Linked DNA regions of Mus musculus: all the other regions are linked to region 1. Evidence: chromatin loops called from intact Hi-C (ENCODE). Cell type or tissue: heart. All regions are shown on one strand.

The links. Hi-C counts contacts between places; a loop is a spot of excess contacts. Peaks named below come from ENCODE experiments on the same cell type or tissue, not always from the same donor. Only the 100,000 strongest peaks of a DNase experiment are listed, where the experiment ranks them.
Region 2: it touches region 1 in a loop (2.3-fold over the local background); 22 of 42 quality-filtered maps call a loop at or near these places.
Region 3: a loop joins it to region 1, with 2.4 times the contacts of the local background. A loop is called at or near these places in 6 of 42 quality-filtered maps.
Region 4: a loop joins it to region 1, with 2.4 times the contacts of the local background. A loop is called at or near these places in 2 of 42 quality-filtered maps.

Annotation. Positions count from the first base shown.
Region 1 is chr8:88,695,513-88,698,012 of GRCm38, forward strand. It overlaps Cyld (CYLD lysine 63 deubiquitinase), which reads left to right and starts at 1,516. Exons shown (of 17, transcript NM_173369.3): 1 at 1,516-1,587. In heart, a CTCF peak has its summit at 1,214; a DNase peak (open chromatin) is centred at 1,369; H3K4me3 peaks cover 1,788 bases; H3K27ac peaks cover 1,018 bases.
Region 2 is chr8:88,646,261-88,648,760 of GRCm38, forward strand. Nod2 (nucleotide-binding oligomerization domain containing 2) reads left to right here and starts at 1,087. Exons shown (of 13, transcript NM_145857.2): 1 at 1,087-1,149. In heart, no CTCF peak of the experiment used is centred here; a DNase peak (open chromatin) is centred at 1,041; H3K4me3 peaks cover 974 bases; H3K27ac peaks cover 584 bases; H3K27me3 peaks cover 1,126 bases.
Region 3 is chr8:88,268,359-88,270,858 of GRCm38, forward strand. No RefSeq gene overlaps it. Among named protein-coding and RNA genes, the nearest start is that of Adcy7, 25 kb to the right of the region's middle. In heart, a CTCF peak has its summit at 943; no DNase peak of the experiment used is centred here; H3K27me3 peaks cover 1,323 bases.
Region 4 is chr8:88,528,541-88,531,040 of GRCm38, forward strand. The region is part of intron 3 of Nkd1 (naked cuticle 1); the gene reads left to right. Among named protein-coding and RNA genes, the nearest start is that of Nkd1, 8.4 kb to the left of the region's middle. In heart, a CTCF peak has its summit at 1,445 (motif pointing right); no DNase peak of the experiment used is centred here.

The DNA.
Region 1 (2,500 bases):
GAAAACAGAGTGGGGGAAGGACTCTGACAATCTGGAGAAAATAAGTCTGCTTGACCCACTAAAAGATTCCCAAGTCTACTTCCTCAACTCTGTCCTCTTCCTTGTTGGATGGGGCCAAGCAAAATGTTCTCCCACACAGCCAGATTGGATCTCTGAATCATGCCAGTGTCATGGGAGAATCCAGATCTATAGGGGAATGTTGTTGTCTAAGGCCACTGTGTGTCACTATTGATTTATATCATGTGGCTAGAGCTTGGGAAATTGGGAACAGGATATATGTATACCAGTGAAAGACAGGAAAGAGTTGAGGCTTCAGTTTTCAGAAGATACCAATTTCATCATGGTTGATTTCAGCAGGGAGAGGAGTTGTGAGTTAATACTGTTAGCAATCACCCATGTGTCTGTCTGCTTCTGTGTTAGTGGTTTTCATTGTTTGGATTTTCAGAAACATGGTAGTCTTCACTGGGGAAATTTGTGTCATGATTAAACACACACACACACACACACACACACACACACACACACACACACACACACACCCCTCCTTCTCAGTATTAATCACCTTCTCCCATAATTAGTAGTTAAAATGTCAAAGGAGAAGGAATTAATTAAGAGAACTATCCAGTGAAGCAAGTCATGTGCTGCCAGGCTCTGGGGCTGATTATAAAAAGAGTTTCTTTAAATATTTTGAACACTTTTGGGAGTCAGAATCCTTCCGTCTAATTGAAAGATCCTTCATTATACCCTTAATTCTGGCTGGTGGCCAGGGATGCAGTCCCGGGTAAGGTAGAGGGTGGAAAGCCTTTCTTTATCCTTAGGAGACTCTCTCCACCCTTGGAGAGGATGGCCACAGAAGTTTAAAAAAACAGCAGGTGTCCCAGACGCCATCTGAGGACAGAAAGAGCTTCAGTTTGTACAGAGTCTACTGTTAGGAGATACTATATAGCATTTCACAATAATCCGGTAAAACAGGTGGTACTAACACCTCCGTTCTACAGACGAGGAAATTGAGGCTTAGGATGGTTGGGAGTTCCCCGTGTTACATGTTGACAAACTGAGAAAGAAAACATTGACTCTAGGTGTAATTCTAAGCTTTGTTCTTTCAATGGAATTCTGAAAATTATTCTCAGTTCTTCTCTGGATCGCTTCCCACCCTAGTTTTGACAGCTAAGCCAAGAGACAAGACCCGCGCAAGGAGGGTGGAGCTAAGAGCACAGCGCCCCGCCCAGGCGTGGTTTCAGCCAATGGTGACATGACACTGGCGGCCTTTCGCCCAATCAGCCATCGCTCCTCGCCCCCACCCTTTCTCCTCTGCCCCGCCCCTTCGCTTTCCCTTTGCCTCCACCGAGCTTGACCGAGCGGAAAGTCCCTTCAGCCAGCACCCTGCCAGCAGCCATTGGAGGAAGGTCTGTTACAAGAAAACCCAATCAGAGCGCACGCAGGGTCGGATCTCTGAATACGATTGGCTAGCGCGGCATCTACCCTCTCCGCCTCCGCTCCTCCCTCCCCGCGGGCAGTTCGGAGGCGGGGCAGGTGGGGGCGGGCCCAGGTAGCAGGTTCGGCTGCGCGGGGGCCCGCGCGCCTGAGGTAAATACTGGGGTGGTGGGTGTGGGGCGCCCGGCCGGCCCGGGACGCTGGTTCTGAAGCCCGGGGCTGCGGCGCTGAGCGGCGGCCGAGGCGGGTGAGTGTGCGCGGCCGCGCGGCTGACGCTAGGTCCCCAGTGTTCCTGCTCTGCCTCAGGCGCCCTGAAGCGCGGAGGCGACCGTCGGGCCTCAGCGCCCGCCCGTTAGCTGCCCCGGGCCGACGAGCTTCTGACGTCAACCGCGGTTGTCACCTCCAGCCTGCCCGAGGGCTCCCGACTCGCGGGACTCCTGCACCACAGGGCTTGGGTAGGAGCAGTGCAGGACTCCGTCTTTCTCTCTGGCCCGCCGTCGTGGACAGATGGGGAAACTGAGGCCGGGACCCTGCCTGGCTCCCAACGGCTGCAGGAGGCAGGGAGAATCTCGGGTTATGGTACCTCACGTCTGTGCTGTTTTGTGGGGTGTTGGTGGCTCCGCTCCCGGAAGAGCAGTCTGGCCTCGCTAATGGCGTGTTCTGCTTTTTCTTTCAGTTTCTCTGGTCTGGAGGGAGGGGGGAGGAGAGAGGATGGTTTTGCACAGTTGTGTAGTTGGAAGGTGCATCCTGTTGAGACAGGTACCTTGTTTTTCCTTTTATTATTATGGTCAGCCTTGGAGGAGACCGCCAAGTCGCGAATGATCATGGTCTGGAACTGAGTTCATCTGGGTCAGCTGCCAGGTTATTCATGTCCTTGGCATCTTTTTCTATTCCACCCCTTGGCATTTGCATGTTTTAGGGGTTTGTCATCCTCTAGCCACCAAGCCTTGCAATCTCCCAACCCCCACTATCCCCGCCACCTTCCTCTTTTTGATTTTCCCTGGAAAGTTGTCTCCTTAGAGGAGCATTCATTCATACCTTGCTGTGGTGTGTGTGTGTGTGTGTG
Region 2 (2,500 bases), 49 kb before region 1:
CTGGGACAAGAGGAGTGCCCTACAGGTGGGGTTAAGAGACTTACTGAGAGCAGAGGCCAGCACAATACTAAGTGTCAGTTTCAGAAGGAACTCCCCAGACAGAAGGCTAAAGGGAGTATCTATTAGCATACCAAAGCACCAAAGCCTGTGGTGGCCTCCAGGCTCCCTCATAACCTGTAGCTCTCCATAGTTCTTACCCTACATCCCAACTCTAAGCTTCTCCAGCTTGTGGGCTTCCCTCCCCCAACTTCTCATTCCCATAAAACCCTGCCATTTGGCTGTGCTCTCTCTTGGCTCTCTCTCTCTCTCTCTCTCTCTCTCTCTCTCTCTTCTCCCTCTCCCCACCCCACATTGGTTGTCTCTTTCTCTTCCTCTCATGGTCATGTCCCCGCTGACCATGTTCAAGCTGCTATTTTCCCTGCTCTGGACTCTTCCAGATGCCTCCGGCTGTACCCTTCCTCATATCTACAATACAAATCTTCGGAACCTCAACCATACCTTGGAAGTGGTTTATACACAATTTCATGTCTGGGTCAATTATTCTCTCCTCTCCCTTTCTCTCTCAAATGAGAGTTCATGTACAAGTCTTTTTAGAAGTAACATTAAGAATGGGAACTAAACAACGCTGGCGAATTCCGATTAGGATGGTGGCAGAGCCCAGCCTAGGAGGCTACGTTGGAGGCAAGTGCTATTACACTTAGACCTCTTTCCTCAGCTTGCATGGGACTGACAACCAAGGGGAAAAGAGGAACTTTAAATGCCCTAACACCACCCAGCACGGCCTTCTGGGAATGCCTCCATTAAGACTGTAGCTGACTAAGGGCTTACAAATCCCTGAGAGGGTGCATCGGCTCCTACTGACACTGAGGGCTTTCCTAGCTCTTGTTCCCAGGACTCTGGTTCCCTTGTGATTGAAACCGGTCCCCAAGGGCAGAACACAAAGCACTGCAGGCAGGCCTGTTCCCGGATACCTGTCTCACCAGTCCCTAGAGGGAAATCAGGAGGGGTGTGGCCGCCCTTCCCAGCCTGCCAGAGTGGGCGGGGTCTCTGGCTAGGTGGGTGGGGCGATGGGCGGGAGTAGATCACTGAGGGAGTCCTAGTGTGGAGTCACCGCAAAACTGGCGAGGGATCCCCACGCTGCAGCTGGCGGTGAGTGCTTGCTTTCTGGTTCTGTGGTCTGCGGGTGATCGGGGTGGGTGGATATGTGGAAAGGAGGGTTTTCTCGCGGGGAGACCGAGGACTCCCGGGCAACAGCGCTTGGTTTTGTGGAGATCACGACCGTCACAAGTCCCATCGCGGGGACGCTGTTAACTGGCTCTGGAGCTGGCCTGGCTGAGCTCCTGAAAGGGACTCTGTTTCTCCTGGAAGCATCGACGGAGTAGATAGGCTGTAAAAGGAAAGGGATGTCTCGAGGGGAGCCACGGCAGGCTTTGGTAACTGAGAAGGAATAGGGTATTGGGACCAAATTGAAGCCCCCAGGATCCTTTGAAGTCTGAGGCGAGGCTGTGATTTGGAGGTGGCTGGGACAACGGAGGGGAAACTTGCAGGTGAGGTCCTTACCCAGAGGGAGAAAACCCTGCTTTGGGTCTTAGCAGGAACTATTCCTGGTTCAGTTCCCCCCACCCCCTTCTCTCTAACTTCTGTGTCTTTTTCAGAACCTGCAGGGTCCTGGCCTGGGGCAGGGACATTGGCTTTTCTGTATGTAATCTCACCCACGGTTGATACCCTGCAGGGGAAATGCCCCCTCCCTCATCTCTGCCCTCCTGAAGACCAAAGAGTCAGCCCCATTGGCTCTGGTCTGCTCAGTCTGTTGTGAGGCCTTTGGGGCTCCCAGTTTCTTGGCCACTTAATGCCAGTTGGCCTCCACATGCAGCTCCAAGCTGGCACTGGCTCCATCTTGTCCCCTCTCTCCCACCCAGGTCAGCATTGTAGGGTGGCCCAGTGAGCAGACGCTTACTGCTAACAAAGTGGCTTCTATAGCTGTTTGGCCAAAGTCTGTGCCTTGCAACTCTCTGGTTCCACAGCCACCCCCGCCCCCACGCTGTGTGGAACAAACACATCCTCAGCCCATGCAGACCCCATCTGTACACTGGGTGATGCACAGGGATATGGTGAATACATCATGCTAACACATGCCATCTCAGAGGATAGGAAGTACTGTGGGGAGAAAAAGCTGGGACAGGGCTTAGGGGCTACAGTTTTGCATAGCATAGGAAGGCACCTCTGAGAGAGTCACCACTGAGCAAAGTCTTAAGGAGGGGATTGGCAAGTCATGTGACTATCTAGGGGGAGCTAGAGAAAGCCCCCACTGTGTGTGTGTGTGTGTGTGTGTGTGTGTGTGTAGGTAGGGAGGGAGGAGCTTATAGAAGCATGACAGACCAGAGCAGGGTGTAAATGGAGGGATGAATTGGAGGGCTGGGGGTGGATGGTGGGTGGCAAGGAGGAAAGGGGTGGCATCTGAGGTCTCTTGTATTGGGCTTGAGTTCGCCATAAAAGCTTT
Region 3 (2,500 bases), 430 kb before region 1:
ATTCTGGTCTCTGTACTCCCGCCAGAATGGCCTGCTAAGCTCTGCTTACAGCTTGCTTTATCCATCAGCACCAAACCTTTCCAGAAACTGAGTCTGAAGGCTGATGAAACCCGTGGTCAGCTTTACCACACCAGCAGCCCCACTTCTCAGTACCCATCACCTAGACAGACGTGTCACTTTTCTTGTTGCTATGGCCAAGCACCTGACAGAAGCAACTTAGTGGAACAGGGTTGTTGTGGCCCATGACTTCAGTCCGCCAGGCATGGCGGAGGAAACTGCTCACTTGGTGGTGGGGGATCAGGAAGCAGAAAACTCAGGCAAGACTAGAATCAGAGTGGATATAACCTTCAGAGGCTCACCTCCTGTACCTCACTTCTGCCAGGCAGGCCTCACAGACCCGTCTCAAACACGAGCTTGTGGGTGTTTGGTTAACTTTTCTTGAGAAGACAAATTTCTTCTTCTTCCTCTTCTTCTTCTTTCTTCTTCTTCTTCTTCTTCTTCTTCTCCTCCTCCTCCTCCTTCTTTTTTCTTCTTTTCTTCTTTCTTCTTCTTTTCTTCTTTCTTCTTTTTCTTCTTTTCTTCTTCCTCCTCCTCTTCCTCTTCTTCTTCTTCTTCTTCTTCTTCTCCTCCTCCTCCTCCTCCTTTTTTCTTCTTTTCTTCTTTCTTCTTTTTTCTTCTTTTCTTCTTTCTCCTCCTCCTCCTCCTCCTCCTCCTCCTCCTCCTCCTCCTCCTCCTCCTCCTCCTCCTCCTCCTCCTCCTCCTCCTCCTCCTCCTCCTCCTCTTCTTCTTCTTCTTCTTCTTCTTCTTCTTCTTCTTCTTCTTCTTCAAGGTTTATTTATGTGGGGGCTGGAGAGATGGCTTAGCAGTTAAGAGCATCAACTGCTCTTCCAGAGGTCCTGAGTTCAATTCCCAGCAACCACATGGTGGCGCACAACCATCTGTAATGGGATCCGATGCTCTCTTCTGGTGTGTCTGAAGACAGCTATGTGTACTCATATATGTAAAATAAAGACTTATATGTTTGGGTGTTTTGCCTAGATGTATGTATATGCACCATGTGAATGTCTGGTGCCTGCAGACAGTGTCAGATCCCCTGGAATGTGAAGACATCAACAGTTGTGAGCTCTATATGGGTGCTAGGAACTGAACATGGGTCCTTCACAAGAGTCACCAGTACTCTACCCATTGAGCTCTCTCTCCAACTCCAGACATGAACAAGTTCTACTCGTCCCAAATAGAGTGCTAACAACAAGTCCAAAGGAACAACCCTGTCTGGCACAGCCTGGCAAACCACAGGATTACTTACGAGAGTGTGGGTGACCCTCCCCCCGCCCCTAGGCAGTTGCATTATTAAACAGCTGCACAGAGGATTATGTAAAACCTGCATAGACAGGGTTTCCCCATTCAGCCTTCCACCTCCTGACAGCGCTTCCCCAGACCACACAGCCAGGCATATACAGAGCTGTGGTGTGGCTGGGTCTGTGCACCCCATAACTACCGCACTGGGTCTGTGCCCCCCATAACTACAGCACTGGGTCTGTGCCCCCCATAACTACAGCACTGGAGGTGGAGGTGATGGAGACAAATGGACACTTAAGAGTTCAGTGGCCAGCTACTCTAGCCAAACATAAATTCAGGCTCAGTGAGAGACCCTTTCTCTTTTCTTTCTTTTCGCCTCCTCCTCCTTCTTCCTCATCCTCCTGCTGCTCTTGCAGACTACCCAAGTTTGGTTTTCAGAACCCACATGGCAGCTCTCAATCCTAACTTTTGCAGGCACATACATAGATGAGGCGAAACACTCATACACGGACTGGAGAGATGGCTCAGTGGTTAAGAGCACTTGTTGCTCTTTCAAAGGACCAGGGTTCTATTCCCAGAACCCACACAGCAGTTCCAGGAGGCCTGACACCCCTTCTGGCCTCTTCAAGTACTGCATACCCGGTGTACAGATGAACATGCAGGTAACACCCATACACCTGAACTAATTGGGGGCTGGAGAGATGGCTCAGTGGTTAAGAGCATTTGATCTTCCAGAGATCCTGAGTCCAATTCCCAGCAACCACATGGTGGCTCACAACCCATCTGTAGCAGGATCCAATACCCTCTTCTGGAGACAGCTATAGTGTACTCCTATACATAAAATAAACAATTCTTTAAAAAAAAAAATAAGCCTTTTAAAAAAAACCGTAGAAAGTCAAGCACCCCAAGTCCTACTGTGCTGAGTAAGAAACTCAGACCCACCTCCCCCAGTGACTGCCTCCACTGTACTTTTGGGAGACTCTAGTGTTGGTCACTGCTTGAACATAATTACTGACTGGGGTTAGCGTGTCCCATTGGGCTGCCATAGGGATGTCCACAGGAGAGGTAAGGATTGTGACAGTGCCATGTGGGTTGGCGGCGTGTCCTGTTGAGATCCCATTCTCCAGCTCTGATTTCTCGTCTGCTGTCAGACTGGTCACAGGCCTGTGTGATAATGATGTAAAATGACAGAGACCTAAGT
Region 4 (2,500 bases), 170 kb before region 1:
GCAGGAACCCCGGCCAGCCAGTGTGGCTCTGTCCGAGGGGCCTGTCCAGGGCCATGTTTGCTTAGCAGCCCTGAGGAATTAGTTTGGGCGTCACTGTTCAGGCTTGCTGAGCCACATTGGCTGTGGCATGTGTCCCTGTGTGTGGCTGATGGTTATTAGAGGGCCCTAAGGTAAGGTGGGCTTTGCTGCATCCCGTGACATCAGCTAAAGGGCCTTTCCCTCCCCTGAACTTTGGCCTCTCCATCTGAGAAGTGGGATGATGTCACTCTAATTTAGTATGTGTAGGACGGCAGAGGGGGAATGTCAGAGTGGTTGCAGGTTTGATAAGTGTCAGGGAGAAAGCCACAGAGCATGGTTTGTTGGAGATATTGGTGGACGTCGTGGCTGACCTGGTCATCTTCCATGTTTACAAGATTGGCTTTAGACTCAGAGAGATCTTTCCGCTGAGTGCTGGGATTTAAAGCACAAGGCACCATACCCAGCTCCTGGCCACCTTCCCACTGTGTTATGGACTCAGTCAGGTCTTTGTCTAGAGAGAAAAGTTGATGTAGCCTTGTGTGAGGTCGGTGTGATGAAAGAAGCCTATGATCGGTTCTGTGGAGGAGGAAGAGTGTGAGGAAGGGCTCTCTGTAAAAATACTTTGGATGATGAAGATGGGATAGAAGGTTTCACGGGCTCTGTGAGGATCGCAGGTCTGCACTGGGATAAGCACAGCTCTTGGCTCTCTGGGGGAACACCCAGGGGCCCTTGGGGAGGCTGCAGGCAGGCAAAACGTCAGGAGAAATAGAGTAGGATCAAGGTGAGCAGGGCTGTGGAGGCCCACAGTCTGGGTTCTAATTCTGCCTGCAAGCTTTCTCACTGAGACTTCAGGTACTAAGCCGGTGCACAGATACGTTGTTGATAATTTAAAGAAGATCCCTGAGGTCTGAAAGTTGCAAGCGAGGTTGGGAGAAACCTGCTGGGTGTTGAAACAACTGTGGTCTGGCACCAGCCTCCGCTAAGGTCCAGGTGATCACTGAGGTCATAGCCATGGTATGGGGGTAGCAAAGAGTTGGAAGAACGATTTCACTTTCTCTCTACCTTCCAGGTCGTTCTTTTACCTGAATTCAGAAGCCAGCATGCAAACAGGTCCTAGGGTACCATAGAGAAGGTAGGGACCGGGTATTCATGCTGTGGTAGTAGCATAAGCTATGGCTGCCTCAGTTTTCACAGCTGGGAACGGTGGTGGTAGTATTCTTCACTCCCTAGCACAGTTTGGAGGAACCCCACATGGGGCTCTTTAAGTTGCAATCCATAGACAAGGGTGGGACTCGGGGTACGGTTAGAGTGGAGGCTTTGCGGGATGCTAATACTGACCTCAGTAACCTGTGCAGCTAGAGAAGTCACATTGCTTAGGTGCAGCAGGCTGGGTGGAAGGCATTCACATCTGAATACACACCCTGCCTCAAGAGGGCAGTGCCACTTAGGCCCAGCCAACTCATAGCCTCTGGGGAACATGGTCTAGACGTTGGTTTAGAAAAGGTCTGGATTTAAAACATTGTGGGCATGATGGCATGCCTCTATGATCCCATCTACTCAGGAGGCTGAGACAGGAGGATTACAACTTGAGGTCAGCTTGGGCTATATATGAGAACTCATTTCCAAAAAACCAAACCAACCAACCAAACAAACAAACAAAATCCAAGTCAACTAAAGAAAGTTTTAGGGATCACTTCCTATGGATGGGCAGGTAGCTGGATTTGGCCTGCACACTGTACTTGTCATTGCTTCCACCTCCGCCCCATGGGCGCAGGGAGTTAGTGATAAGACATGTGCATGCAGGCTGGATGATGCATGGAACTGAATGGCCTGCATCTTCTTGTGAGATCTTTGTATCTGCCTCTTGAGGGCACTTTTACCTTGTGGACGAAACAGCTACTTCTAAGCTAAAACTGCTACCTGACAGGAAAGGCTGGCTTTGGCTGCAAACAGAACAGAGCAGGTAGCCCCCTGAGCTGGGAACCCACAGCTTGTTTCTGTGACAGGCAGGACAACAGGAGGGCAGACAGTGACAGAAGTAGAGGTGTGAATCAGTGCTGAGAACCAGCTGTGTGGGCTGCTGGTTACAGGTGTGATGGGTTTGTAGAGTCTGACATCTTAGACCTGCATCCCACGTGGGCTTCCTGATGGGTGGCCTGGGGCCAGCAATGGCTCAGGTCCTCCATCCTCACATCTGTGACATGTGGAAATGGTTCCAGCCACATGGAGTTCTCCGGGGGTGAAATAAGTGTATGCCAGCAAGTTGGGAAATGGAGCAGATACTCAGCGTCCCAAAGCTTTCTGGTGTGTCCACTCATGATCAAACAGTTGCATCCCGAGAGTGGGCATCTGAGGATGCTTGAGAACAGGGGCATGAAAGAGAGTGAGGGATTAGGTTAGAAAGTGATGTTGAGGCTGTTGAGCCCCAGGGAACAAGTAGGAGATATGCCTTCCAGGCACAGGGTAGGCGATGTGCAAAGGC